2 separate regions of the Homo sapiens genome follow, and region 2 is linked to region 1. Evidence: chromatin loops called from intact Hi-C (ENCODE). Cell type or tissue: Calu3. All regions are shown on one strand. Each heading gives the region's core, and the rest is flanking DNA. Links, peaks and the distances in the headings are about the cores only. Region 1 overlaps RND3 (Rho family GTPase 3). Region 2 overlaps LINC01818 (long intergenic non-protein coding RNA 1818).

Region 1 (15,630 bases), core at 4,543-12,542:
AAAAAGATGAGTATCCTCTCAAACGCCTCCTAAGCCTCTGGTATACATGACTTTGGCTGTGCACTTCATTTAGACTTCACCTTTTTGTTTGCTGTTGTTTTTTACACTAGATTCCTTTGTCTTCATTAAAGATAATGAAAGATTCACATCACAGTGCAGCTCTTCGCTTTGTCCTTTCGTAAGTCCGTAGCAACTGCCGAGAGTTCTGGTCTGCTAGGCATGTGTGAAATCCGCTTTGTGGCTCTCTGTGATTTGTTCCGCTTAACGTTTTTATTTGTCTTATTTACACATGCCAAGGTGGCAACGTGAAAAATGTCTCTGACGCTATTTTCCGACTGTAAAGCTGAGCATTCGATATAAGTAGCTGCTCCAATCTGTTTGGCCATATTTGCCCCCTGAGAAGCAAAAGAAGGGATTTTAACCAGCAATAAGACTTTGGGGGAAAGTTAGCTAGCATCTTCTAATACCACAAAATAATAACACATTGCAAAACGTTTGCTGATATGTTAACTGAATTTTCCAAGTGTCATTGCAAAAAAAAAAAGTTGTTAAAATGTAAACTGCCTTATTTATTACTTCATAACTATTTGCAGTCCAGAGCCCATCCCTAAGATGCCCAACTCTCATGGCTCATTAGAGGTGTTAGAGCTCTGAATAAATGCTAAAGGCTGATCTTAACAAAGGAAGACCCTGGTTATCAAACACTTAACATGAGGTGATTCAAAGAAGTGTAGAGTGGAGCTAACGAAGTGATTCATCTTCACTATCAACTGCAAGCAAGAGTTAACTGGTTATTCAGGTTTTCCAGGGTCACAGCAAGCATGGAATGGCGCAGAGAAGCTTACTAGTGAAGTAAGTTAGCTGAAGGTCATGAACATAAACTCTGCATTTTCCACACAGCTCTGGCCGTGGCGATGTGGCCTTGAGAACCTGTTCCAGCGCCTCATGGTGCACTTCATTTCTCTTTTCTTGAGGGTAAATGGCATTCAAGACTAGTGACTAGGTTGTACCAAAAACAGGGGCAATGAATGAAATTTAAAATCGATTTTGAAATGTATGTGATTGTGTCTTACTTAGGGCCGAAATGCGTTGAGGAAAGGAATAATACTATTGTAACATCTGTTACTTTATGAAACACAACATATGTAATTTCTAAGTGTGAACCATACCACCAACGTACACAACAATAAGCATGTGCACATTAACCAAAACTACTTATTTAAAATACCAAATTTTTTGCTAATGAGAAATGGAAGACTAAGAAGACTGCGGTATTTAAAATGATGATTCTTAATAAAATTTTGGTATTTCAACATGAACTCTCTTTAGAATCTGGTTGTAGGTTTTATGAGAATGAGCTTTTGAAACTGATTCTCATTTCTAAATACTTGGGGGAAATGCTTACAGAAATGAAGACTCTCTGAAAGATGGTGTTATGGAGTGTTCCACTTTACTGGCAACAGCCTTATTATTGTACTGCCGACTGTAAAATCAGATTACCCCTCTTAAAGAGTATTACTGATTTTGACCACATTCTCTCTTAAACCTATTTAACTTTAAACCTACTGGGAGGTGCAGAAATATACAAGGTTAGCATATCAACTGTTTATGTACCCGAATATCATGTAATTACACTAATAAATGACAGCATTTTAAATTTCACAACTGACCACTGGGTGAGCCTTTAGAAAAGCAGCTACTTTTTATTTTATTTATTATGAGTGATAGTCCATTTCTTTCACTCTTTCTAAAATCCAGTTTTGCACATGGGCAACATACATACCTGGTCATAGGACACTGGCGTCTGCCTGTGATTGGAGAGCTCTACTAATGTACTAACATCTGTCCGCAGATCAGACTTGCAGCCGACCAAGAGCATTTTGGTATTTGGACAAAATTCCTGGATTTCACCTTTCCACTATGAAAGAAAAAAAAAAAAGATTAAAAATGAACAAAGTAACGGTATCCATATCATGAAAACCATTTCTCCACTGGCTGACATTAGAATGAAACTCAGAAAAGATGTTAAAAATGGAGTGTCCCTTGAGATGAAGAAGCAAACTTTGCATTTATCTCCTGAACAGATGTGAAGTTTTACTACTTTTTAAGCATTAGAGAATAATTATGTATATTATGATTGATTCTCCCTCTCTGTGACTCATCTGTTGCTACTGAAAGAGACTTGGTAGATGTTGTCCAAAGGTAGCTTCAATAATGTCTTAATTATTGGTGTGTCTCTTAAAGATAAATGTGTCTTAAGAATAATTATATATCCTAACAAGTGACCACATCCTTCGATGTGTGGATCTGATCCTCCTTCACTAGAAGGCTGGGGATAAGGCAGAGGCAACACTAGCACAAGTATGCATTCCCTGATCCCATCATGAAACACTGAAGCATGCCACCACGAGCTGAGGCTCTATTTTAAGTACCTGAGATAGTTAATAAAACAGAACATCCTGCCTTGAAGGAGTTTCTGTTCACATGGTTGCATCAACACAGACCATGACATTTGCAAAGGAACATCTCTTGGGTCATCGGGAAGGCAGCTGGTCCTGTAGCTCATATGCCTTCAAGTTAGTTTAAAACTATTTCAATCTATTCCAATTTGTCTAGTTGTTTCATGATCTAACAAGAATTATTAGAACCTTCAGCAATGCCTGGCTTGGAATTCCAACTGTCCTCTTTAAGAACAAGCAAGCAGCTTTTTGTGGCTTCATTTCCTCAAGCTTGAGCTCTGCAACAGCATGGGAGTCAAGAGTTCAGGGCGGTCACAGGAGATCTTTGGCCTTTGAGGGCAGGGCCTAGAGAGGCTGAGATGGGGAAGTGGCGCCTGACTCTTCCCACCCACATTCACAAATATGTAAGTGTTCTACTAAGTACTGTGGCAGTGACAATGATGACTAAGACATAGCTGTGTCTTCTGGAAGGAAATTCACAGAATACTGGGGGTGATGAAGTCATGTATTAAGTATAACACTAGATAAGAGGGACATCCTGCAAGAATAACTTAAAAGATCACTAGAGGAGACATCTCCAAATCTAGGGGTGTACTTTGGGTAACGAACTCTAGTGCAAACTACACCAGAGGATTCAAAGGAGTAATATACTTTCCATAAGAGCCCATTTTGTCCACTTATTCCTCCCTTCCTCCCTCCCTCCCTCCCTTCCTTCCTTCCTTCTTTCCTTCTTTCCTCCCTCCCTTCCTCTCTCCCTCTCTCCCTCACTCCTTTCAGAATTATGTAGGAACACCTACCACATGCTAGGTGGCACTGGCATTAGAAGTGGAAGGTGAACTGGAAAAAAAAAAAAAAGAAATCCTCCCTACTTCAAGTCATTCTAACCTCCTCTTTGATAGTGAAGGACTTAAAGGGTTCCATTAATCAAGACAAACCGCAGGGGTTATCATGAGCCTTAAACCTCACAGGAATGTAAAACATACTCATTAATATCTATAAGCCCAAAGTCACTATTCATTTGGTCTTAGAAGACAAAAGCAAAATAAAACAGGAGAAAGGCTTTTCATCATAAATTATGCATAGCCTGATACTACATCAAGTAAAATCTCTAGTAAATAAGCAACCCCTTTTATCTCCAGACAGAACTAGACATGTTGTTATGTTGCTCTTCAGCTGTGTAATGACTTTGGCCTCCCTCTGCATGTCTAGCAATTGTTTACAAGCATTAAAGACAGGAAAGGTGTATTCCTGCCTGGATTTGACAAGCATTAGCATTATTTGTGTTAGATATGTATTACTCAAAATTGAAAGGAGCTAAAAAGGAAAAAAGAGTCTTTGATCTATTAAGAAAGAGATCTACTAAGAGTTTTATTGAACTCTGTTTGTAATATTTAGTAGAGACAGAAGGATTATTATACTTCAAATCCTGATTTCACAATGACACACAAGCCAAGCAATCAAATATAATAGGGGAATGTAAACTAATAAAAACACACAAAATACAAATAAATTCCACTAAAAATTAAAATGAAAAAAACAAAACCAACCTAGCCACACCTGCATGTTTGTCTTTCTCAATCCATACCATACTCAGACTGGGCTGCATGGGTCACCCCTCAGTTGACACTGCCTTGCTCTCAGCCACATCCGGTGTTGAAGCCAGTGTGTGGAGGAGAGGGAGTGCTCCAACAAGGATCTGATTCTGAAACCCCACAGCACACAGGCCAGGGCTGAGAAAATAGCTAGTGGCTAATAAATGCTGATCCATGGACTAACACGGCATGTGCCTTCTACAACTACCTGGAGGCTGAGTCTCAACTGCTGAAGGTCAAGAAACGCCCCTTCCTCCCACTGGCCTCCCTAGTTCCTGTGACCCATCCTGTAATAGGTCCTCTTCCTCTTGATCTCCCCCTGGTTCCTTCCAACCATAGCTTCCTTAGTTAGGTTCCTACGGAACCTGACTTACCTTTGCCTCCATAAACTATGTGTACATTATAATATATAACATGTTTACAAGCACTGCTTCCATATTACTAGAAAGATACCTGGTCATAATTACTAGACAGATACCTGATCATCAGACAATTCACATTGGACACATCCCTATTCCTCCTACACTAGTTCCATTTCTGTTTCTAATAACACCATAACTAAAACACAGCTTCTTTGTTAAAATAGCCATTATTGCATTCCTTTCACTATCTGACTTGAGGTCAAATGTAAATCTGTAAACTAAGATGCAATCTGTTGAGTCACTGAAAGAAGGAAGGAACACATGAATATGATAGTAATCAAATATAACTGTTGTTAGCTGTACCATTTTTCTCCCAAAGGACAAACATGAAGGCCCTTAAAAGGTATTTTGTTTCAGAGCTTCATGAAATAAAATTTCAAGCAAGTTCATCATCAAAAAGTGGAAACCCCATTTTGGTGTGAAAGGGTTCTTTCTAGTGTTTAATTACAAATTGTAAGGCAGGGAATTGATTAGAGTCTTTGAGCTTCCCAACAAACCCCACGTTTCTATTTATACATCACCCAGTACTGAAGTGTGTCATCATTTCCCAGCACTTGCCTTTTTGAGGACACTGTCCAGGGTCTCTGGTCTACTGATGTCAAAGCAAATCAGCACAGCATCCGAATCAGGGTAAGAGAGGGGGCGGACATTGTCATAGTAAGGAGAACCTGAGAAGAAACAAAGACACACAAATTTTCAGATGAGAGTCCCCTTGTCTGTCATGCATTAACTCTACCCTTTCCGGCTAAGTCCTTTGACTGTCACATCACGACCCAACTCCCACTTCCCCTAATTCTTGGAAAAGAATTCAAACAGACACACAAAAGCCTGCTTAGAAATATATGATGAATGAAGCCTCACATGTGTCTGACATAAATTCAAGAAGAGGGCCAGGATCTTAAGTGAAATCTGTATGGTTCAAAGACTAGGGCCTGAAGTTACCTGGGTGAAGTAGGGAAGCACCTGGGGCCAGGTGGTCTTGTGTGTAAACCTGCCTCCACCACTAAAAAGGGAGGGGGCAAGGTAGCTTTAGGACCCTGTGCCTCTGATTCTTCACTCATAAAATGAAGATGCTGACAACATACATACCTGAGATTAAGTAAACCCAGGCAGGGCCTGGCTTTTAGTAAGGGATCAATACGTATTAACTATGGGCATTATGGTTGTATTACTGCTGTTAAAAGCTGAGTGGTAGCAAGAACCATAAACTGAACTACTTCTTGGGAAAGAGACCAAAACTCAAGATCAATTCTGACAGCAGGATAGGGGTGAATGAGGGAGAGAGGAAGAGGAAGGGTTCAACTATGCAAAGAGAAACCACATCAGTGTTACCCATCTCCAAGATGTAAGTTTACATAGGCCATTGACCTTTGAGCTTGCTTATTTTAACTTATCGCCAAACCCTATATAGATTTTCTTCCTGTTACAATCAAGAATGTAATAAATGTCGTATAGGATCATGTCGCTTTTTTACAGAGTCCCATCTCTGAGAGTGACACTGAGGCATGATCTAAGGATCTTAACCTGAATTAAGTCCAGGGTACCCTAAAGGTTCAAGGCACCAGCCAATTAATTTAACCACAGAACTCTCTAGTCAATCAAGGAAGTTTCTTCTATTTCTTTAAGAATTCCAAAGGATGGGCAATTACATGAGGCCTATAGTTATGAAATGATTGACTAGAAAACTAAATACAGCCTGCCAAATGCCGCTTGTTTAAGAAATCATTTTCCGTATGCTGACATTTCACAAGCATCACATGAAAATGATTTTACTAGGCAAATATATACACACGTATGTATCTGACTCCAGAGTAGAAAAAGAAAATCTAAACCACCAAACTCTTTTTAAAAGTCTATTTCATTTTGACATCACTTTCCATTTTGAGCAGAAAAACAGGACATGTTGTCCCTTGATAAATCAAAACCTCAATAGGCAAAGTCAGGAAGAGAGACTTAAAAAGCAGCTTTAGAAAAAATGTCACTGTTTATATTTCTATCAAAACAACATTTGCTTGGAGGCTGTTCTTGTGATCTAAAAGGCACTATAGTCAGGGGGCATCGCCCTCTATTCACACAGTACACTCTGGGTCCCTGGCATCTGCTATGGAACCCCAGGCAACAGTGCAGCTTTTTCTCTAGCTCCTTTACGATGGAGAGTGACAACTTCAAGCCACGTGTGTCTGCTAAGCAAGGAAGAAAAGAATGTTACAAGAATCAGGAAGAAAAGTGTGAATAAATAGAGAATTAAGTCAGAGCTGTTCATGAGCTGCAGCAGCTGCCTACCCACATCTGGAACCAGGACCCTGGTAGAGCAGAGGCTGACAGCTGAAAGATATTTCCCAGAAGCTTAAAGCGTTTAGAGTTTAAAAAGTCAAGTCATTTTAAGTATGAAGGTATATTAGAATGAGGCCGTCTCTGAAAATGACAAGCTGTGGCTGCCTTTTCAGTCGCTGAAAGTACTCTGAGGTGAAGAGAATAATTCACAAATAGTTCACCCATTTGAACATTCGAAAGGCATCAGAAACGAGATGGTTGAACACTATTTATGGCTACATTAGTATTTCCATATTAGTTCTAAGAAGTTCACACTTTCTCAACTAGAACCTTTCCTGTTTCTGTGTCCAAAGTCTAACTCTAGCACGGCACCTGCTGTAAACATTTGAATGACTCTTTCCAAACAGGCAGTCAGAAAATTCTAGATCATAGAGTGGAGCTCCAAATACTGGACATATAAATGAGAGTTTCCTCTACTCCTCAAAGTCCGCGAGAGACAACCTGATCCCAGACCCAGGAAGGCAAAGCTGCCAACAGTTAGGATTGTCAGAAACCTAACGAGGCTTCAGAGATCTCCTTTCCCAGAAATCACTCACATTAGGAAAAACCACTCTCTCCCTGTGGAGAGCTTCCAGTACAAGCAGACCTGGTATCTTTAGAGAACTGTTCCAGGTGCCTACCAGCTCCTTTCAGGATACGATTTGTATGATGTTAGAGTACTCACTGCTAATTCCAGATGTAATACTGCTCTATGACAATGGAGACCATCTTTTCCAAATAAAAAAATTAGGAAAAGCGATTGAAGAAATACAAAGAGGATAAAAGAGTTTAATTAAAATTGAGACTGCCAGGAAAATCCTGAGGAATGGTTTCAACATTCAGGCCACCACATGACTGCTGGGAATACCCCTCCCCCCTTTGTGGACTATGTTTCCCGTCCCCCACCCATTTTATGGCCACAAAGGAGATCTGGCTTTGTGCTCAGCCCTGAGTCACCTGCTGGAGACTGCTACCTACTAAAATCAAGTGGGCTGGCTTCTGTGCTTAGTGCATATATCTAAATATCTGCAAAATTTAGACTCTGGCCTGATTTTAAAATGAAACGGAGTTCTCCAGTTAAACCAGATTTTCAGGGAAGTTTGTATCTGCTTTTGTTTTTATCCGGTTAACAGTATAAGTGAAAATACATATGTAGTGCAAAGGTTTATGAGAAATAAACCACCGTGCTTGTGGAGGTAGACAGGTAATTTTTAAGAGGTTTAACATGATCTAATTAGGGATGACACTTTGATCCCATTCTATTACTTTTGCTAATGAACAGTGCTGCTTTTAGATCAACACGAGTGTCCAAAGGTAATAGTAAAACTGATTCCCATATTTCTTAGTTATAAGCATAATTTGACTGCCAATGACAAGAGTAATTTATTTAAAATAACAAGACCATTTATTCACTATATTTTTGATAGGTTAAGTTTATCTTGTCTTAGATAGAAATATCTATTGTCTCTATTTATTCACAGTGAAAAATATTGATATAGAATTATCAAGAACTGTCCCACCAGGAAAGATGTAAGTCATCAGCTCAGCAGGACTTTCAGGATAAAAAAAAAAACAAAGCAAAACAAAAAACAAAAACACTCACACACAAAAACACCTCCTGTGTAACTTTACAGTGTTTACTCTGTGTTTAAGCACTTGGAATCCTTCCTTTTCTTCCCCATAAAGCCCAAGAGACTGCACAAAGGAAGTAAGGCAAGCAAAGCTGGAGAGGGCACGGTGGAATCACAGGTATGCGTGAGACAACGCATGCCAAAAAAAAAGGAAGAGGAATTCCAGAAATGACTCTGTGAAGTGAGAAGCAATAAAGAGGGGCAGAAATGACACCAAAGGAAGGAGCTGAAAGTAAGTGGGTAAAGCAGGAACAATACCTGCCCCTAACTCCTATATCCCTCCAGAAAAGTCTTACAACACCCTGTGAAGCCAAACGGCAAAAAAAAAAAAAAAAAATTAACTTCTATAGGTGTTTTTAAAAGATGCACATGAAAAACTCCCAAGGTGCTAACTGTAGAACTAAACACAGCACAAGCAGGAGGGCTCAACAATTTTTACTAAGTATGAAAGTATTCAACTTTAACTGCAGTACATGGTAGGTATTGATATACACAGAGTATGTGCTCTAGTACCTAAGAATGCACTAAAGTCCAATAACATTTAGGGACTGCGTTTGGCTTGTCAAATGAAACTCTTTTTCAGCATGTGGAATAGGCTTCATGCATATGGAAATTCTCAGATGCAGCATTTCTCTGGTACTATATGAAACTTTTAAGCTCGCAACCCTATTCCAAGGTCCTTTTTAAGTAACCTGCCACACCTCTGAAGGAAAAACTTAGGGAAACTCTATATTGTAAAGAAACAACTACACTATATATGCAAAATGTGTACCCCGCTCACCCAGAAAATATAGTTGAAAGGCTTTGCTGGGGGTAGATTGGAACAAGTGTACACTTGGGGTTCTCTGAGTTGCTCAAGTTTGGCAAACATCAGCAAAGTTCTAGAGAGCTTTTGAAATTTCAGATCTACCCATCTTTGTATTCAAGATCATTAATTCTGGGTGAGAGCAAAATTTCCAGCCAAAGAATAGTCACAACGTGCCTCACCCAGAAACTAATTCTTCAGACACATACCTGCCTGCTGAAGTCACCCTTTCGCAAATATAGAACACACCATATATGTACATAATTAAATGTATATGTAAGAAGATTCATGCCCAAAAGGAAGGCTTTATGGAACCTTTTGCAAAGTACCAGTTTAAACACTGTGAGGCTTTAGAGGAGTTGGAGAACTGAAAACTCTTCTTGTTGAATATTTCATAAATATAATTTATTTAACTTGAACCTTCATCTGAAAAGCTTCCCTTTCCCCCTTAAGAAATTTTTACCAAGAAGAGTAAGCTAAAGCTATTGCATATTTTTGGCAGAGAAAAGTAGATTAACTTTTGGTATATTTAGTGACCACCATGAGCACATCTGAACGCAGCAGCAGCTAACATGTGAGAGGGCATGATCTGCCCAATTATTACAAGATTGCATTTCCTCATGCCATCTCTAATCAGAGGAAAAGGTTTAAATTAGCAGCAATCTCAAGAATGTGAATCAAGTCTGGGCAGAACTTTTGTATCTGACTCAGTGTAAGACTGTTTAGTTCTTGTTTCAAGTAGTCTGCACAACAAATACCATGCCTGCAAATATGCAACAAACACTCCCAGGAAGAATATGTTTGTTTCTTCCATGGATTCAGGTAATAGGAACTATGAACAGATCTTATAAAATTTTGTGGGCATTTATGTGTTGCTATTAAAATGGAATAAAGATTTTCTATTTCTGGGGGCAATGTAGATACAAAATTAGAAAGTCAGACAGGTAGATATGTTTGGCCTTTAAATAAAGTTTAGCTTTAAACTCCTAATCTTATTGAGGTACTTAAAAATATGTAAGAATCAAAATATTTTACTGACAGTGGAACCATGGTTAAGTCAAGAGCTTTAGGGAAAAGAGTATATGTATATGAATATGCCTAAAAGTAAATAGGGATAATGGATTCAAGTTTTTGTTTCATATGATATCTAAGAATCAGATTTCTTGGAGTAGAATCCCATGAGTGAATTCATCTTTCCACAAACTATGTCATCAGGCTCATTTTTCAAAACCAATGTGCACAACACCTGGTCAAACTTCTGCGTCAACTACATTCCGTGTCAATAAAATGTTTGCTTTGCCAAGGGAGACTCTGAGAAAGTGACCAATATGTAGCAACTGAGAAGTCATTTAAAGGACATCAGAAAATGACTGAGCCACGACTAATTCATTTGGCAGAGCCCGCCAGGCACCATGAGCTAACTGGAGAAAGTATTGGTTCTTGGTGTCATATTTACATGCAAAAGAACTGGATTAATGAGGAAACATCTGGTTATTTCGGGTGTTATCAGAATGACCAATTTGGATGCTTCATTGAAATGTGCAACTTAGCAAGAAACCAGATTGGAAAAAAAACAGCACTAAATGCGGCTAAAAAAAAAAAATCTACAGACAGATGTAGACTTAGAAAGAGCATTCATACTGCCCCCTCCCCTTTTTAGGAGGTTCCTTGGTTTAAATGGAAATTACTGCATGGTGGACAAATCTCCAAATGCAGTTTTATGTACTGCTTATTGGAAACCACCATACAAACTATCTGTTTTACCTTAACCCAGGTCTTTTACATAAGAGTTTCAGTGTGAAAACTCGTTAAGAATTAAACCTAGTTTTGAAACCCTAAGCTCCAATGGATCATTACTACCTGATGAAATGCTTGGTTTCCTGCAATTTCACAGTTGATATTCAAATCCCAAGCATCCATGCTTCTCTGGCTCCTTCATAAATTCTTAACCTCTTCCTTTCTCCAAGAACGTTAATTTAAGTTATAATTCTCAGCTTCCAGAATCTTGTTTTATCTGAGAGCCACTAAATGTAAGCGAGTTTCCACGTGGAAGAAACGTTAAAAACTTCTTAGAACTTAGTCAACTTCTAGAAAGGAAGGGAATTGTGGTGGGCCTCAATGACCATTAAGTCATGAGTTAGGGAGCCTGGGCTGCCCTTGTGGCCTTCAAGAACTCTTTGGATCTTGTTGCTCCTTGAAAAATCCAGGTTTAGAACCTCCGGGCTCACCATCCTATAAACAGGTATTACAGCACTAGACAGGAGGAAGTCTTTCTATGTCCTCTGTTTGTCCTGTGGGTATTCAAAGAAGGTTGTCAGGGAAGAAGGATGTCTTTACCCTGTTCAAATCTCAGTCTACTGGCATCTCCTCTCACCTAAACACCTGACACTTAATCCGGGCTTCTCATTTGATTTCTTTTGTTAGTTTGGGAAAGCCTGAATATTTTAAATTTTATTGTCACTCATGTTTTCACCATGTCTGTCTTATCACATGGTGAAACTGTGAGTACCTAAGGGCAGAAGCTGCTCTCACCCAGCTCTGTACTCCTCCCATAGCATCTAGCAGATTGTATGCACACAGAAAGCACTAAACCATGTTTACTGGTTTTATAATCATTTTTATGTCTTGTCTAGATGTGTTCATTTATATGCTAAATCACCAAAAAAAAAGGGGAGGGGGAGAGAGAGAGCAGTGATCCCCTTTTAAGCTGCTTTTCTGGATTAATTATATACTAATCTCCAATACTGCTGAACCATTTCCATCCCTGTTAAGAAATATTTCATTAGAGAGCTTGTCACCAAGACCATTCTTCATACTTGATGTACAATAATCTAAATATAACAGCTTAGATAGACTTCTGTTTATAGAGAAGTTTGTCCTCATATTAAGGCCATTAGGTAACTAAGATATTTTTCCTCTCTTTTTCTCTAAGAAATAAAGGATACCACCTTAAGTGTTAGTAATGCTAAAAACTAAAATAGGAAGTACTAACTTTAGCACTCAGGGCTTAAAAGAAACTTGGATCATGACAAGATTCGAAAGAGTGTTCATGAGGCAATAGCATAGTTATTGTGGGGAATTTAGCAGCTGAATTGAATATGTTAAAAGTAATAATAAGCCTTAAATAAAATGTGCATTAACTTGCCTTGGTTAAAAAGCTGGAATGAATGATTATTACTCCCTAAATCACATGTGCTGAAATTACACTGCAATCAAATCTCTTAGGAAAAGATACAGTGATCCTTAAATGACTACATTTCTATTATTAGTAGGCATTTGGCTTCATGCTACAAATTACTTCTATGCTTGGCAAATGTGGCCAATTTTGAAGCACAAGATATTAGAATTACTTTGGTCTTACTTATTACTTCACAATTGAAACTATTACCCATTGTTTGGCAGAAACTCATTGGGTGAAATTTGAAAATCAATGGGAGCATTTCTGCAACTATTAAGAATGTTCATTTTATAATGAAAAATATTTTTTAGGAAAATGAAGAAGTTATGGGCCTTAAAAATTCCCTCTTTTAGATGATTCCTACAGCATTTTTACAAAGGTTTTGTTTACTTTTGTTGGGGGGGCTGGAGTACTGTAGCCCTAAGAATTGACTGGCAAAATGCCTTTTGTAGTTGCTTTAACTGGTGTGTGCAATGGGCGGGGGTGGGGGGGGCGGTGCGGGGGTAGCTGTTTCCTATCTGAAGAGGATCCAGAGGATCTATAAGCCCTAGGATGTCTGACAAAGGAAAAACATTGCAACCAAGTGGAAAAGGGCACTGGGGTTCAAGGACCTGACAAAATTAGGTGCATCATGAGTTGTTAATGAAATACACGCTAAACCAGAAGAGCTTCTTTTTCTCCATTACCCCACCTGAACTGTCTGCTTCTTAGGAGCAGGACCATGCTTAATTAACACTGTATCTCTAAGGTCTTGACAGAGGGCCTGTTTATAGTGGATGCGGGAAAAAAGGAAGAGATGGATGGAGAAAGGGAGAAAGGAAGGAAATATTAAGTTACTGTGCCTTAAAAAGCAGGAAATTATTTTTTTTTCTTGGTGCAAAGAGACTTCACATATCCTACTTTCACTTGGTAGTCTTTCTCACATCCAAATTGGCAGAGTTTGCCTATGCATGATCATGACTGCTGGGGGCAAAAGTAGACCCCTTATGAGAAGCTGTCCAACTAAAGAGGCCAGATAAGAGAGGAACTGTTTCTGTCTTCTAAATGGTTGCCCTTCTGCTAGGAGGGTAAACAGGACAGGAAATATCATTCAAAGGACAATGTTCATCCCGTATCTCTCCCTATATAAGAGCAGTCAGGCACACCCAATTTTTCCTATATAAGTCTCTTTCACAAAGTTCTAGGAGGGAAATAAAAAGTGCAATTTATCTGACATTTAGAACTTTACAGACTTGGCTGGGATCTTTTCTCCAGAGTTATATTGATGGCCTTTGGAAAAAATAAATGTATCAAGAGGCATAAGGCATATGCAATTATTTTTACAATCTGAACTAAATAAATGTTTTAGTGGGCAAAGAAAATGTCAAACATTTACCAAAAAATAGTCCTGTCCAGAAATTTGCCATGAAAAGCTTGGAATTAAATGGAAAAATGTTAAAGATCCTTGAAATAATTAGTTGCTGATTCAATGGTTCCTGCTAGATATAAACAACAAATCACTTTTGATGGAAACAGGCTATTCTTAGAATTTAAGTAAGCAGTGCTTGGTGACTGTGTTTAACTAACTAACATTTCACCTCATGAACAACATAATGGAATTCTAAATAATTCCCTTATGCCTCTTTTTTCCATTTGTTTAAATCTAAATTCTAACTAAGATTTCATTACCGGATAATTTTGCAGTACAAAATTTTCTTCATCACATTTTCAAACCTTTATATTTTAGTTAAACATACATAAGTTTTGGTTTCATTAAATAAAAAGACAAGTGATTATTTCACTACAAATTCATTTCAGATGATTATCTTTAATTCGATGAAAGGCAATGTTTATAAAGTTGCCATTCTTTGTGCACAGGTAATTCAGTGTGAATAAATGTCAGGGAACCTCATCTCCTTGGCAACTATGCATATCATTACTCATTTACTCATTCATCAGATTTTATTGGATAACTGCTGTATGCAAGGCATTGTGCTATGTGTGCAGAGTCTACGAACTGCAGAGTTTTGATTAAATGCATGAAGATACCTGAAGTGGTATTTACCTGCACATACGAAGGACAGCCTCCAACTACAAACTGCCCACATTTTGGTTTATGTTCTAGCCTTTATCAAACAATGTGCCTTTTCTCCCCTAAAAGAATCAATTTAGCCCTTTAGGCATCTATTCCGAAATATCCATTGGTGGTCCTGTCACTCTTGAAGCTTGAGATAGGAAATGTATAGCCCAGCATTCCTATAAGCCCACCCATTCCCCCTCCCTGTCCAGATGGGTTTCATTCCTAAATCCACCAGGAAGCCTGGCTCTGCCCAGAACCTGGCTTGCTTTGCAGGCTGTGAAAACCCCAGCACGGGATGCCAGATCCCCTAAGACTAAGAGCTGAAGCCAACCAACATCCTGGGAAACAAAAAGACCTGCCTGTCCAGCGTAATAAAGCCAAGAAGTGTACAGCTGGGAGAGATCCTGCACATCATCTAGCTCAGTGTCCTCTTTTTACAGATGATGAAAATGAGACCCAGGGAGATAGGGGATTTGCACACAGAAATCCATGGTAACCAGGAGCTAAGATCTAAACACAGCTTTGTATCAACGACTGGTTCAGACACACTGCTCCACCCCGTGCCAAAATAATTTTTATCGTGCATTAGGTCCAAACAGGGCTGCCGGTTGGGGCAGGGAGTACTGGTGCTTATTATCGGTACCACACCAGCTGTGCCATCCAGTAGGCATAACAAATACATACCATGATATGTCTGGGAATCAGAGCCCATTAAGTACCAGGCTGTAAAATAATTCTGATAGGAACTACTGAAATAAGGAACCACTTGAATTCTGTCTACCAACACCTTCTCCAGAGTTTCGAGTCTGTGTACCATCCCCAACAGAAAACACGGCGGCAAAGTCCTGATTCTGCTGCCCTTGGAACGGCTGAGAAAGAGCCTGACTCCAGGGGGAAACAAAATCAGCCCTTCTCACTGCAGCAGTCGGAGCATCTGGCACCGACCATGAGAGGCGCTCGCTCGTGCGAGACTTCTCGCTTGCCTTTGTGCTGGGACTGCCTCTGGCGACCCTGTCAGTCTGGTTCCTTCCTCTTGCTCTCTGAACCCCCGCGTCCCTCGGGGGCTCCAGCGGTTCAAGCCCAGCGGTTCTGTGGGAAGCTCACAGAAACACCTCCACGAGGCCACTCCCCGCTGGGCGCGGCTCCACCTCGGGGCCTCCCCGCCTAACAG
Region 2 (15,630 bases), core at 4,268-12,267, 260 kb before region 1:
AACTGTGTCCCAGCTGACTTGTCTTCTGCCATCAGGTCCTTTGTTGTGTTGGCAGCCTCACATTGAGCATGTCTGAAATGTCACCAGAGCAGTTCCTTCTGCTGAGTCTTGAGGACAATTAGCCATTGTCATTACCTATAGGTGTTAGTGGTACATTCAGAAGATTTCACATTGCCTGGATGCCTGAAGAACATGTACCTGGAGGAATTCCTAGTATGGTTGCACTTAGCCCCATTTGGGGACCATTAGAACTTAGAATCTTTAAAGTGTCACTCCTGAAAAGGAAAAAAATAAGCATAGACAAGGGATTTCAGAGAAAAGCTACTGAAAGAGCACTGAGGTTGATTGAAATGGTGGTCCACCTGCTTGTGATGCAAGGAAGTATCTTAACTCTATTCATGCAACAAATCTTTATCTTGTACCTACTATGTGCAAAGTGTGGAAAGAATATCTGATAGGATTGTTGTGAAGATTAAATTGGATAATATTCGTTAACTGCATAGCCCAGTGTTTGAAACAGTAGTTGCTCAGCAAATGGTGACTGAGATTAGTGGCAATAATCAAAGGCACACTTCCATATTTTCATTACTAAGCACAATCCATATTTAAATTGAAATAATTGTAGAATACCTACATGCAAAGATGTAGTCTGCACAATTCCCATTTCTAACAGAAAGGACAGGTCAAGTCTCCTTTTCCAGACTTGTAAGAACCAATTTAAACTTTTCAGTATACTGGAATTTTGATGAATTAAATATTGTTCCAATAATAATAATAATGTATTTTTATATAGCTTAAAAAAACATTTTCACATTCATTAACTCAATGAATTATTGCCAGTAGGCTTGGAAATCTCCCTGTTTCATAGAGATTTTGGTATGTAAAATTTTTCTTAAATGAATTTGGGCTGGATCAGAAAGTGAGGTAAAACAATTAAAATATCCAATTTGGGAGAATTCTTGGTAGGTTTCCAGCATGTCGTTCATTTTTGTAATCAAGCTGTTATATGATCTTTTTTTTTCATTATGCATGAGCAAATAGACTCCACTACAGTCAATTTGAAGCAATTATTATCTCTGGCACGATATAATCAAAAGGCTACTGCTATTTGTTGAAGGATTCTTTGTTTGCCAAGATTATTAATCAAGTTATGCCAGGAGCACATACAGTGCTGCTTGGCACTCAGCAGCTGGCCCGAGCAACAGGAAAATAAATCAGAATTCTTGGTGCTTGTATTTTTTAATATTCCTGCCAGTGTGGGTATTGGAGAACATTTCACATTAAATAGCACTAATTGCCTTAATTGGCTTATGGCTAACAGGCCCACTGTACTGCTGGTGTGTAGTCAAAGTCATTGGGTTTACTGGGAGCACTTAGATTCTTACATTTTCAGTGGTTCAGGTGTGACACACAGAGCAAGACAGTTGCAGTGCATGTATGACCCTGGTGTCTTATAGAATAGTGGGGTGTGGTGAAGGTAAGAAGCCCCCCCTGATTAGCCTGGGGTGGCAGCTCTTCACACAATCATTCATAGTAAACAACTCTTTATAGAGAACACATGAAGGTTTATCAGCCAGTCTTGACTAACTCCCAGAACAATCCATGAGAAAGGAAGAGTTCTCACTTGCTTGGAGGGCAGCTGTATTTGCAACTGGTAGAACTCAGCTTTGCTTTTAGGTGTCTAACAATAAGTGTAATAACACTGGCGAAATTTAAATTGCCTTCCTATTTCATCATGTCCCAAATATGTAAATCTTGATCCTGTCTTCATTGCCATTGAGTGTTTTCATTTTATTTTTAGTGAGGTATGTCATCCCAAAGGGCAGCCTCGTGGCTGGGTGAAAATGTGCCCAAGACTGTTCAGCAGACTCAAGAGAGTACAGCCACCCCTGTCTCCGTTAGCTCCTTTGTCAGATTGCAAATGCTAGAAGTTCTGCAGAAAGGGCTTCACCCCTTTAAAATGCAAATGGACCTCACCCATGCACACGCAAAATGGCCATGTAAACTTTCATACATTCACATCTTAATATGCTTGAGTTTAAAATGCTGTAAAGGGACGTGAGGTAAACACTCTAAAGGAGCTCCTAACAAAAAGGGATAATGGACAGGTGTAAATAGGGAAGAGAGCTCAAGATGGGAATCGTTCCCCAAAACCATTACACTCCACTGCTCTCAAGTAGTGAAAGTGTGCTTTATTTACTGATTAATGTAATTAAACCCAAAAAAGCAACTTCTTATTATACCTACACATTTAAGGAATAATTTCACTGCTAAGTGGTATTGAAATCACATGTGGCTAAGGAGGAGCGAAAGTATTAGAATAACAAGGTTTGCCATTTGTAGTGGAAATTAAGCTGAAATTTCAATTCAGGAAGCATTAGAGTCACATCTTATCAAAAGGGGAAAACTCACCATTTTGGGCGTATTTGGTACGTAGACAAAATTTTGAGCCTAAAAGTCATGACTGCGATATGCCAAGTGCTGTTTACACGCTCACTGGAGTAATCGATGCCACCTCGCTGTTTGAAGGACCTGGGGGTCTGGTTTTCCAGAGATGAGGAGGTGGGTTTCAGTCTCAGCCCTACCCCTGCGTGACCTTATCGGGGCCACTCTAGGGAGGGCTCAAGTCTTTTATTCTCTATCTGCCCTGGGAAGGGCCCCATAGCACACAAGAGTAGCTAGGTAGAGATCACTCAAATTTGGAGATTTTTACTAACATAAGAAAGGGTAGAAAGGAAAAATGAAGCCACAAAAAACCCTTAAGTGATAGAGCAGTTCAGTCTGTTTCTCCTTTTCTCTGATGTTATTACATCTGAAATTTATAATCACTTCTTATCCATACTTGTGAGCAATTAAGAGCATCTGCCAAGAAAAGAAAGGAAAAACTGAAAGTGAGTAATGGAATTGATGGCAAAGCAGGGAGTTGTTCGTGTTTCTTAAGTTGTAGGTTTATTAGGAACACATTCTTAACGATTAAAAGCAGTGGTTATTTTCATCTTATGTTCAAGTTTTAACCTATTAAAAGTAAAACATAGGTAGACCTATTTTTTTCTATCCCAGATGAAAGGCCTCCTCATTACAGTTTTCAATGCCAATCTGTTTGAAAACTAGCACAAAATAAATGCATTCTGAAGAAAACTATTTCTAAAGTAATCCTATTACATTTCTACCTCTTTGGATGCTCTGGTAAGTAGAATATCCTTACAAAATGTAAATGTATTCCGTTTTTTATTCTTTCAACAAAAGTCTGTTAGGCAGTCACTATCTGCCAGGTGTTGATCTGGACTCTCAGGATATAAAGAAAATTAAATCCATGACCCATGTCTCTGGGTGGCTCGTTGTTTATTAGGGAAGATCTAATATGTTAAGACGCTTTTGGTTGCAAGCTGCATCTGTAGCTGTCTTCAACAGTGAGGAAGGGCATTGAGATATATTACAGGAAAGCCTGACATAAGGCTGTTCACGGGGAGCTAATCCAGTGGGCATAATGTCATCAAGAGGGTCCTTTCAGACATTCAACTCTGTACAACCCATGGTGTGCCCATTTCATCTTCTGGCTGCTTCTCCTAAGCTCATGGATGTCTGCGGGTAGCATCTATGTTTTCTTGCAGTGGAAGAGACAAATAGCTTCCTTTGGCTCTTAAGAATCATGAAATTCCTTGCCCAAACAGTAAACCATCTTGTATGGATTTCAATAGCTCAGATTGGTTCAGACCTACAATATCTCTGAACCATTCCCAAGTAAGGGGCTGGGATTGCCATCATTGGTTTAGCCTAATCAGGGTCCATCTCTGCAGCAGGGACCCACCAGATTTCCCTGAAGCATACTGGCCATTCAGAGAAGGGTTCTATTAGGCAAGAGGAGGGAAATGGTTCTGGGCTATAATGTTTCCCTCTTTATCTTTTGTAATACTAAAAGCTATTTCAGTAAAGTAGGACTTGAGCAGCTGATGATATGGTTTCTGAAGGATATATTTTCTGCTAGGCTAATGGTTCTTAAACTTGAGAACCTGGAGGGCTTTTTAACATACACTTTTGTTAATTCTCAGGCTGTACCCCAGAGTTTGCTGATTAAAGAGGTCTGAGGTAGAGCCTTGGAATTTGTTTCTAATGCTTGCAAAAATGCTGGTGAGAACCACTGTCTAAGATGTTGCATCTAACAAAGAATTGGCAACCTTTGATTGGCTAAGATTACTATGAGAGTTGGACAAACCTTACTTTAGATTTTAGAAACATTTCTTTTCATGAGTCACAGTTTTTCATTTACTTTATCATTCAGATGCCTGGTTAGCCTTGAAGACATTCTTTCCTCTTTAAGATATGCCCTTGTCAAGTTACACAAAAAAGTCCTCAAACATCTTTTGAAAGTTATTGCTACTGTTAGTCTAACAGTCTTCAAAATTATCTTTAATAGTGTACATGTGAAATGTAAACTTTATTATAGCCAAGTTTTAAGAAAGTTGCAATTCACATTTCTGCAATTGTGAAATATCTGTTATTGTGTAAATGGAGCTCTTCTATTCAAGGGAAAATATAGTACTGAAAACATTGGAAAACTAATGGGATATAAAAAGATCATGATGTATTGACTCTCCACATGTTGAAAACAGTCTGTTTTTTGACACCAAATACAGTAATTTAAACCATCTCTTTAGCCCAGTTTAAATAATGGACATTTGTTTAACTTAAGCAGTAAGATTGGAGATCTCTGTCACTGGAAACTTGCTACATTTTCCAAGACAATTTGAGTTGGCAGTTGAACCACTATGGCCAGGTACTATTCTGAGAACTGTATCTATTTCATTTAATAAATATTTTAAAAAGAAAAAAATCAATAAGAGCTTTTTTTTTTTTCTTTTTAAGAGTCGAAGTCTTTTCTGTTGTCCATGCTGGAGTGCAGTGGCACAATTATAGCTCACTGTGGTCTCAAACTCCTGAGTGTAAACAATCCTCCTGTCTCAGCCTCCCAAGTAGCTGGGACTACAGGCAAGTACCCACCACATCCGGCTAATATTTTTTCTTATTTTTTGTAGAGCAGGTGTCTCTCTCGTTGCCCAGGCTAGTCTCAGACTCATGACCTCAAAGAGTCCTCCCACCTCTGCCTCTCAAAGTGCTGGAATTATAGATGTGAGCCACTGTGCTGGACCAGTGAAAGCTATTTTAAAATGTTTTTATAATTTTGTGCTTCTCTTTTAGTGGCTGCTATGGTCTGAATATTTGTGTACCCCCAGATTCATATGTTGAAATCTCCTCCCCCAATGTTACGATATTAGGAGAGCAGGCTTTGGGAAGGAAATTAAATCATGAAGGTGGAGCTCTTACGCATGGATTAGTCCCCTTGTAAAAGAAGCCCAAGGGAAATTTTTGCCCCTTCCTCCATGCGAGGACACAACAAGAAGATGAACCAGGAAACTGGACCTCACTAGAACCCAGCCATGCCTGACACTCTGGAATCTGGGACTTCCAGTGGGTGGAATGTGAGAAATAAATTTCTCTTGTTTATAAGCCACCCAGTCTGTGGTATTGTAGTTTAGTGGCCTGAACAGACTAAGACAAGGACCTAGAAAAGATTAAGATTCACAGCAAAGATCTTTTAAATATGTCTTTCCTTTGCTTAAGACCTTTCAGTAGCTTCTGCTCACTCACTGCATGAAGATCTAGTTTTCTAATGGCACCAAAACCCCACGTGACTGCCTTACTGGTGGAGCCTAGCCTGGGGCCCCTCTGCCCAGAAAGTTTTGCATCCAGCCGCTGACTTTCCTTCTGGGTCAGGGCAGAATCATGCTCCCTCCCACTGTGGGTTTCTGCACACGCCCTTCCCTCTGTTAGAAAAACTTCCTCACACCACACTTGCTTGATCATCCTATTCACATAGTCCACATCTTCACATCTGGACTCAAATCTCACTTTCTCAGGAAAAACTTGCTCTGTCACTAAGATTTGTGGAATGAATACATGAACACAAACATTTAAGAGCCTATTATAAGACAGGCATGTGCAATATGATACTTAATCCTTCTGTCCAGTAATCAGCCAGCTAAAGGCAGCTGCTGCTTCAAACGTGAGAACTATAATTTGCTCAATATTGTGCTGGAATGGTGCTGAATATGGGACCTCATATGCTTCTAGTAAGCAAAGAAGAATGTTTTCTATTTCTACAAAGAAAACAGGATTATCACACACTGTCTGCCTTGATTATATATGGTCTAGTATTATCTAGTAGAAGGTATGTTTTGTTTCTCCATACCTTGGTGAGGCATTAAATTGGCCTCACCGAGAAATAGTATTAATTTGAGTAGTGCAACAGAAGCTCCCTTGGAAAATCCAAGTAAGAGTTTCTCTGCCCATAAATGCTGATAGGAAAAGCAGTTAGTTCTTTTCTTTCTTTCCTGCTCAATGCTTGACCCTCTATTGAACTTAATAAAACATAATAATGCATATGAAAATGTTTTAATGTAAAAAGCACAAAATAATTGTACGGTGCTATTTTTATAAATAAATGCTTGATGAAGGACTTAAAATGATGCTTAAGGAATATCCAGAGATTTTTCTAAACTCTGTGTAGAGCAGGAAATTTGAATTTTTACAGAAAAGAATGACTATGATTCATTAAGAAAAACAACTAATTTAAGACCCACAACTTAGATTACATTCAGTGAAAATGGCTCCAAATTTAATGTGAAATTAATTTTTTTAAAGAATAACTTCTATAACATTCAGGAGAAGCCTGAATTTAAGACATCCCCCTTTCTCTCAGCTAGGCCATGACATTCAGTCTCTCCATTTTCATTGCATGGTATATATTTTACATCCATATCTTAATTGAACCTTTGTCAAGGACAGTCTTCTACCCAGAGGAGATGGCCATGCTCAACATCATGGCTTAGACTTGAAATCTGAAATTGCATGTATTCTTAGGATGCTAAACCATTTCGGGGTTTTATTTTAGCTCGTAGTCTTCTAAGGCATAACCACTAAGATGTGGTTTAAAGAAACATTGCACAAAGTTAAAAGAAAAACAAATTTAAAGATAAAATTTCAACAGAGTTCTTGGAATTTTGGAGATGTAGTAAACATTCAGAGCAAGGCTAAAAATTATACCATGTTTGTGAGATTTAGATGAATCTAAAACTGCAGGTTTTCTAGAAGTTTGCCTACAAACTCTAATGTGCTATATCTTTTCCTATAAACAAAGCAAGTAAAGCTTAAATTACAAATCCATGTAAAGTTTCTAGAATTTTTCTTTTAAGACAGCTTTTTGTTATTTCTTTTTCAGCCTGCTGTACTGCCACTGCCCAATATATAATATTTCAGGAAACATTGCTTTATGAAGGGCTCCATAACAGTTAATGAAGGTAAGTCTGTATGGCATGTTATTGTAATGAATTTTCTGGTGAAAATTAATTAGATGTGTGAATGTGTGAATGCTAACATTTATTTACATCCCAGTCTAAATGTTCAAAGAGGTGTCTGTTATGCACACAATTAGAAGCAATGATGCATTAAATTGGCCTCACCAAGAAATAGTATTAATTTTAATAGTGCAATGGATGCCCCTTGGAAAATCCAAGATAAGATTTTCTCTGCCCAGTTGCCTGCTTTTGAGACTCCTTGTCTGACTAAGTCACTTATTTACATAAAAGTTGGTGGGAAATTGAGGATGGAAGGGGAAAGTGCATTTCCTATTTCACATCATAAGGCTGGCTAATGTCTCATTAACCTATGGACTTGCTCCCAATTCCTTTTGATTTGCACTGTGCAAACAGTATCTAACAACTCCTTTTGCAAACAGTCAATGACCTTTTAAACCAGGGAGGGAATTCCTCACAGCTGGGAGCCCTCTGTTTCTGTGTTCTTTTTAGAAGTGTTACTTTCCTTAAACTATAAAGAAACAACAACAGTCCTTCCTCATTCCCCGGATTTCTCTTAGTTTCAGGTAAGTTCTTGGTAGACAGGAACCACACAACCCTAAGATGAGCAGTAGAGACTTCCTTGCTAGCTCAAGCACCATTCTAATATTCTGGGATTATTTTTAATTTACACTGGGAGTTCACTGGGCTGCCTTTTAGTCATATATTTAGGTTTGAATATTTTAGTATTCTAGTGCTTCCTTATGTCACACTATATATAAACTAGTAAGAATAATGACTACCATCTATTGAATCCTAACCATGTGTGAAGCACTGGGCTAGTATATTACATGGACTGTCTAATTTAATTGTCTCACAAATGCTATGCATGCATAGGCTTTATTTACATCTCCATTTCATGGGAGTGAAAAGTGGTGCTCAAAGGCTAAATAACTTAACAGTTGGTAAGTGTTCGAACTAACTGGGATTTGAACCAATGTTTGTTTGTCCAGTATGCCAATCAGCCAATGCTAAATGTTTAGGTGCAGTTTGCATTATAATCTTTAACCACATTGGCTGATTAAATAATAGTTCTTTTGTGATTTTCTATAATGAATATCTTATTGAATCCTCTAAATAAATTTCACGTATGTATAATACAAAAAATCCCAAGAGATATTGAATAATAAAAATATTGGCCGGGCGCGGTGGCTCACGCCTGTAATCCCAGCACTTTGGGAGGCCGAGACAGGTGGATCACGAGGCCAGGAGATAGAGACCTTCCTGGCTAACATGGTGAAACCTGTCTTTACTAAAAATACAAAATAATTAGCTGAGCGTGGTGGCGGGCTCCTGTAGTCCCAGCTACTCGGGAGGCTGAGGCAGGAGAATGGCGTGAACCTGGGAGGCGGAGCTTGCAGTGAGCCGAGATCGTGCCACTGCACTCCAGCCTGGGCGAGAGAGTGAGACTCCATCTCAAAAAAAAAAAAAAAAAACAAAAAACACCACAATTACATATTGTGTTGCACACAGGAAATAAAGATTGTGATAGTTTGCAGCCTTATAAGTTTGCAAACTCCCTCTAAATTAAAAAAAACACTAAATTATACATTTTGTGTAAAGTAATTGCTCATGTAACGAGCCCCCCACGCCATGCTTAACCCAAATGTCCTATTCTCCAGAACTGACAGCTTCACAGAAAGAAAGACAGCAGTTAATGAACTCAATAACAAGGCTGAGTTAGAGTATGTACTAGTCTAAGAGAAACTTCCGAGTCAAGTAACATATTTCAGTAAATAAAAAATGATTTCAGACAGCTCCAAATTCTAGATAAAACTGTTTTGCCTCAGAAAAACATTTCTGGAAGAAAAATGGCAAATTTCATCATCCCTAAAAGTGTGAACACAGTCAACACTTACAGCCTACACCTACCTGAACTTTAGTTCTTGTAAAGCCAGTGAGAATTTGACATCACCTCAGGGCAATGAGGATGAAACTCTATTATGAATGTGTAGGACTAACTGAGGACCTCATCACCACATTTCTGTCTAGTCTGTTATCCACAGGACTGAAGAATTTGATCAGTATTCTCCTCAATTTCCCGTATAGGAAAAAGACAGAGAAAGGATAAGAAACATGTGAATTTGTATTCTGAAAGCAGAATAGAAAGGAAAAGTACATCTTATTAAGACCTTGGCAAGTGGCAAGTACTATAACGTTGAGGTCAAATCTTCCTTGTTTACAAATGTAATTCTATGGCAAAGCTATTATAAACTGTCTTATGGTTTCAACCTCATGTAGGTTAATTTTACATCAACACACATAAAATTTAAAGCTAAAGGAAAATTGCCAAATAATTCCAGGATCTAACTTTATTTGTCCAGTAAATATTGTTAATCACCTACGGCTAAGCATTGCGGTGGGATTGGAGGTGGGGAAGTAAGTAAAATAAGTAAAACCTTCTCTCACTTTAATTGCATCTGTGAGATTTTAAAATTGTAACATATTCTCTGTGCTAGTTTTTTAAACAATTCTGATTCTACAAAAAAAATTTCATTGGGATCATTCCAAAACATATTTGTCAAGGTGGTCTGTCACTGTGAGGGTTTATTCTAACTTTTCACTTCAATTTAAAAAAATGATAAACCTTATTAACCATAGAGTGACTGGATTATATCAAGATCTATAGTGTAGTTCAAATGTTGCCTCCTCACCAAAGCCTTTCTTGACTTCCTCAAGTGGATGTAATATACTCTTTTTTTCTGAACTTCCTTGTCATTTTTTTAAATTTTCAGATAATCATTGATTTAGAAACAGTTAAGATATAACTGTAAGATATAATACAGAGATTCTGTGTACCCTTTACTCAGTTTACCTCAATAGTGACATCTTGCTTAGCTGTAGCATAACATTACAATCAAGAAGTTGACACTGAGACAATCCATCAACTTAAGATTTCACCAGTTTTGAAAGCATGCAATTATATATGTATGTGTGTAATTAGTTCTATGTAATTTTATTACATATGTAGATTCATGTGACTACCACAGTCAAGATACAGATAGTTTGTTCACAAGACTACATCATGCTATTGACAGCCACGTAGCTCCCTCCCTACCCCCATCCCCAGTCTCTAATCCCTGGCAGCCACTAACCTGCTTTCCATCTTCATAATTTTTATTGTTTCAAGAATGATATATAAACGTGTTATATAATATGTAACTTTTCCAGTTGGCTTTTTCACTCAGCATAATTCCCATGAGGTCTATCCAAGTTGTTGTGTGTGTCACTAGTTCATTCTTTTTTATTACTGAGTAGTATTCCATGGTGTGGATGTACCACAGTTTGTTTAACTGTATACCCATTGAAGGGCATTTGGATTGTTCTCAGGTTTTGGCTATTACAAATAAAGCTCTATGAAGATTTGTGTGTAAAAAAAAAATGTATGATATTCCCAAATCTACATCTTGGAAGAAACATGCTGATACAAATTTGTAGATATAAAGGAGTTATAAGCCACTGGTAAAATCAAATCCGTAAACTCCTAGGATGAGGGAGAACTCACAGATCATCCAGTTCATTCCTCACACACAGACATAATATGTTAATATTGTATACATTATTGTCATGTGTCTGCTTGAAAATTGTCACTTTTCCTTTTGACTCCCAAACTTGAAATGATTCTGTTTCAAGTCTCTCATCTACCTCCAATGAATCTGAAAAAAAAAAAAAAAAAGGGATTGCAATATTCCCCACCTGCAAAATAACCTTTGAAAGCAGTATGAAGAAAAGCAATCAGAAATGAGTTGGGCAAATTGGAATTCTGTAATAATTGTGGGTAGTGGAGAGTTCAAGTTAGGATATCAGATTGATTCCTAGTTTCTTAACTCCCTTGACTGGTGGTTTCCAAGGTTAGCTGGAGGTCTGGTTAAAAAGTCATCTCTGGCCCCACCCTCAGAGTCTGTGATTGAGTAGGTCTGGGTGGAGCCTGAGAACTTACAATTCTATCAAATGTCTAGGTGATGCCAGTGATATTAGGGTGGGGAATGAGGCACTTTGAGAACTTCTGCCATAGATCACTAGATAATTTATTTTAACTAGCTGAGCTTCAGCTTCCACATCTCCAAAAGGGAATGCCGTTACCTTTACAGTCTTACTATGAAGACAAATACCTTAGCACACAATTCCTCCTACATAGTAGATGCTGAAGAAAATGTTTATTTCCACCCCGTATCAACTTACAATGCTGAAATATTTGGGAACTCCTAAATAATCCATATACAATAAAAATATAAGTGGGGATAAGTTTGAATGTGTTATATGTTTGCTTGCTGTTTTTTGTTTGATCAGTGTGATTTGATTATTCCTAAAGTTTCCATTCTTCTAAAAAATAATCTTGATTGCTTTTTATTAATTTTTTCTATCCTTCACTATAAAAATCCAATATCAAACTCATGAAAAACAAGATCTCTATTTTAGGATCCTGAATATCCACTATCTACTAATAGGCTATAATTTTTTGATTTAAAGGTATCTTAGAGATTATCTAGCCAAAACTGCCCATTTTATAGATGAGAAAACTTACCCAAGGTCATAACGCCATGTAGTAGTGACTAGACCTCAGGTCACTCAGGCCACTAGGCTTGACCTGAGTGACCTGAATCTGGTCACTTCCTGAAAAGGACTTCGCAACATTTTTGTTTATTATTGAACAATATTTCTATTAAATAATAAGTTGGCAGGAAGGGGAAGCAGGCAGGATCAGGGCCTGGCCTCAGTGTGCCTGAGTCCCAGTGATTATGTCTGGCTTCTGTAGGAGCCTGCCCCATGGGAGGTGGAGCCGGCAGCTTTAATCACTAGAGGTGTTGGGTTAGAGTTGGGTAGGGGGCCCAACCTGGTACTAGGGGATGACTGGGAGAGCATTAGAGGACCTGGATGTGGGACAACATTCACTTCCACCAGGGCAGGGGGCCTTGGTTGGCCTCCTGGGGCAGGTGCTTGGGTGAAGACTCCTCTTTGGACTCCTGCATCACCACATCTTCTGCAGGTGCCTGTTTGGCCTCTTGTCAACCATTCTGCCTTCCCTCCAGGCTTCAGGAAATGATGCTCTAGTATCCACTGTCTAGAGTGCACAGCCCCCAGCAGTGGGAGCAGATGGGGGAGGTGGCGGGCAGCAGGGCCATCTCCACTGGCTCAAATCAGCAATCTCTTCTTAACTTCAGGAAAAAGAATACTGTTGCTTATCCTTGCCTTTATTACTTTAACTTTGGGGAAGAAAGTACAGTGTCTCTTTAATAAATAATACTGTGAATTTTTCTGCAAACACTTTTGCTGTAGAAAAAACTGTGTTCTTGTCACACAACCAGGAAAGATTAGGCTTGCACACACTTTGAAGGGTGAGGGGGAATGGAATTAATTGAGCGAAAAGGAAAAAAACTCAGCAAAGCAAGAGGGGTTCCAGTTAGCAGGCCCCCATCTCACAGATTGAACCCCAGGTCACCACCCAAGAACAGGAGAGACCAGGCTCCTCCCCTCTGCAAATGGTGTGAACTTCCTGAGGCCCCACCCCGTCCTCCCAGTGTGCAGGTGGGCACTATTCAGAAAGAATCAGTCGGGAAAGGGCAGGCTTCATCTGGAAGGGGCAGTCCAGTTTTTCAGCCTTCAGGCTGTTTTAGGCTTGAAGTAGGGGGTTTTGCAAGGGAGGGGGACCCTTGGCTGCCTCCTGTCTCTATCTCTTCTACTTTGATGGTATAAAGCTGTCTTTGAAGTAAAGATTCTTCTAAGGACTGGAGATTTCAGGGATTCCCAGCAGCACTCCTGTGATAAGTTTTCTCATAAAACACCCACCTTGTTATCTTGTCTCTTCTTGTACCTCTGGTGATTACCAGTTATTACGGCACAGAAAGAAAATGGGAGATAGGAATCTCAGATATCAGTAGGTGGGAAATATCCTTTAATGTTTTTACTCGCCCATTTTCTGGGTTGTTATTTAAACTATTTTAATCTGTAATTAAAGCCATCCATGAATATAGCAAGGTTCAGTCTGGAAATGATCCCTACTACCATCGATGTCCCTAAGGTTCTTGGCATCTGGGGGAGGATATAATAAAACAAATGGGAAGAAAAACAAAAGACTATTTAATAGTGATAGTCTATGCTGGTGATTTTGAACCACTGAGATTCCCAAACTGAGTAAGAGAAAAAAACTAAAGGGACTGTTACGCACTGAATATTTATGCCTCCTCTCTCCAAATTCATATGGTGAAATCCTAACTCCTAATGTGATGGTACTTGGAGATGGGGCCTTTGGGAGATAATTAGGGTTAGATTAGGCAATGAGGCTGGGACCCTTGTGCTGTGATTAATGCCCTTATAAAGAGGAGGTGACATGGAAATCCCTCTCTGCTCTCTAACATCTGAGAATACAGTGAGAAGATGGCCATCTGCAAACCAAAAAAAGGACCTTTGCCAGATGCCAGGTCTGTCAATACCTTGGCCTTGGACTTGCCATCTTCCCCAAACTGTGTCAAACAATCGTTGTTGTTTATATCATCCAGTATACATTTTTGTTATAGTAACTGACACTGACTAAGACAGCAACTGAAGTTAAGAAGCTTGGAGAAAATAAGTCTGAAAACTCACTTTTTTTCACACTAACTGCAGAGGAAACATAGGAAAAAAATTGTATATATTGCAAGATGAAAGGTATATTTAGCTATACAGAAGAGCCTTATAAAAGCAAAGAAATTGTTATAAAAGTCATGAGAAAGTTGCTCTTGACAGAGGAAAGAGCCTGTGGAAGTACACACACAGGAGAGACGGGGCCTCTTAGGTGTCACCACATTCCATTTCTTATCCTGGATGGGTTTGGGTGTTTGTCTTAGAACTATTGGTAAATGATACAAGTGCTTTTATGTACTTTTCTGTATGTATATTTCCTAATATTTTTAGAGCCTTGTAACAGAGATTAAATGTCTGTTAGATGTTTGGAATTTCTGTCGGAAATCTTGAAGAATTTGATTGGAGTATGTTATTAGTAATACAGATAAAATAATATTTCCTGCAATAGCATATTGCTGCCATTTGTATGGCCCTTGATTTCTCACGTTGCTTTTTCCCGAAAGGCTGAATTTATTAGGTGCTCTTTTTAATATCTTACCATTATCATTTATTAGATTTTAGTCATTTATTATGTGCCTAGGTTTTCAGGAACAACAATAAGAAGTAAACCAAAAGTGTTTACTGATTTTATTTTGAAAATAAAATAATGAAAAGTGACACTTAGGCTAAAAAGAAGTTTTAAAATTTAGGTTTACACCAACTGAAAAACATGAAGAAGAAAAGGAAGGAAGAAAGAGATGGTAGAAAGAAAGGAAAGATGAATGGAAAAGAAAAACTACTACTTGTGGAATGCTCAGTGTATGCTAGATGTCTTCATTGGTAGCATTGCATTTACTTCTCAAGGATCAGGAGAGGCCATTTCCTTTTTACAAAGGGGAAAAAAAAACTCCAAGAGGAGAATTTCTTGTACCCCTTCAGTTCGGTGGCATGCAATCTCTAATGTTAGCATTTATTAGGAAGGGGGAAAAAGGCGATGGAGTCCAGGTCTGGTGGTATTGACAACCTTCCAATTAAAGTGGCCTTTGAAGAAGTTTCAGTTGCTTCCTGTCATTTCATTAGAGACAAGGATTGGGAACTCCATAAGGTTTCCACACTTGCACTTTTAAAACCAAAGGGGCTTACATTAATACAATACATGTGAATAGATCTTTTCTTCAAAATCTGACATGTCACCTGGCTCCACAGAGAAGACAAACTCACACCTTATTGGGGGATGGTGGAATAGACTTTTGAAATTAGGAGAAATTGTATGATGTGTCATTAAATGCAATTTCTTTTTAAGAATTCTCTCATTGGTAATTATTCTTATTATGTAGGTGGACAGTCTCTTAATATAGATAAAGACCTTTGCAGCTGCTCTCATCGTCGGCCTCATGTTTAATATGCACTTTGTAATTAGTGTGGATGTAAAGCCCCACATTTGCAGTCAGCCTCCCTTTCTGTCAGATCGGTTTTTAATCTGGGCTATGTTCAGCTGCGAAAGGCTGATAAGCATTTCTGAAATCTCTGTACATGACAAACAGCACTTTAATCTCGTCTTTCAATTTCCAGTGCACTCATTACACAAATTCAGCTCAAAGAACCTTGATGCATGAAAATTAGCCTTCCTGGATGTGGTACAATTTCTTTTAACCTTTTCTAAAATACTCTGATCCTCCAG

The links. Hi-C counts contacts between places; a loop is a spot of excess contacts. Peaks named below come from ENCODE experiments on the same cell type or tissue, not always from the same donor. Only the 100,000 strongest peaks of a DNase experiment are listed, where the experiment ranks them.
Region 2: a loop joins it to region 1, with 6 times the contacts of the local background. A loop is called at or near these places in 3 of 110 quality-filtered maps.

What each region holds. Positions count from the first base shown.
Region 1 is chr2:150,469,844-150,485,473 of GRCh38, forward strand. It overlaps RND3 (Rho family GTPase 3), which reads right to left. Exons shown (of 6, transcript NM_005168.5): 4 at 5,032-5,141; 5 at 1,784-1,918; 6 at 1-395. The coding sequence ends at 144. Among named protein-coding and RNA genes, the nearest start is that of RND3, 10 kb to the right of the region's middle. RefSeq lists a silencer at 8,372-8,666. In Calu3, for the core only: no CTCF peak of the experiment used is centred there; DNase peaks (open chromatin) are centred at 7,681, 9,401 and 10,525.
Region 2 is chr2:150,207,058-150,222,687 of GRCh38, forward strand. It overlaps LINC01818 (long intergenic non-protein coding RNA 1818), which reads left to right. Exons shown (of 4, transcript NR_187172.1): 2 at 7,277-7,355. Among named protein-coding and RNA genes, the nearest start is that of LINC01817, 42 kb to the right of the region's middle. In Calu3, for the core only: no CTCF peak of the experiment used is centred there; DNase peaks (open chromatin) are centred at 7,794 and 11,284.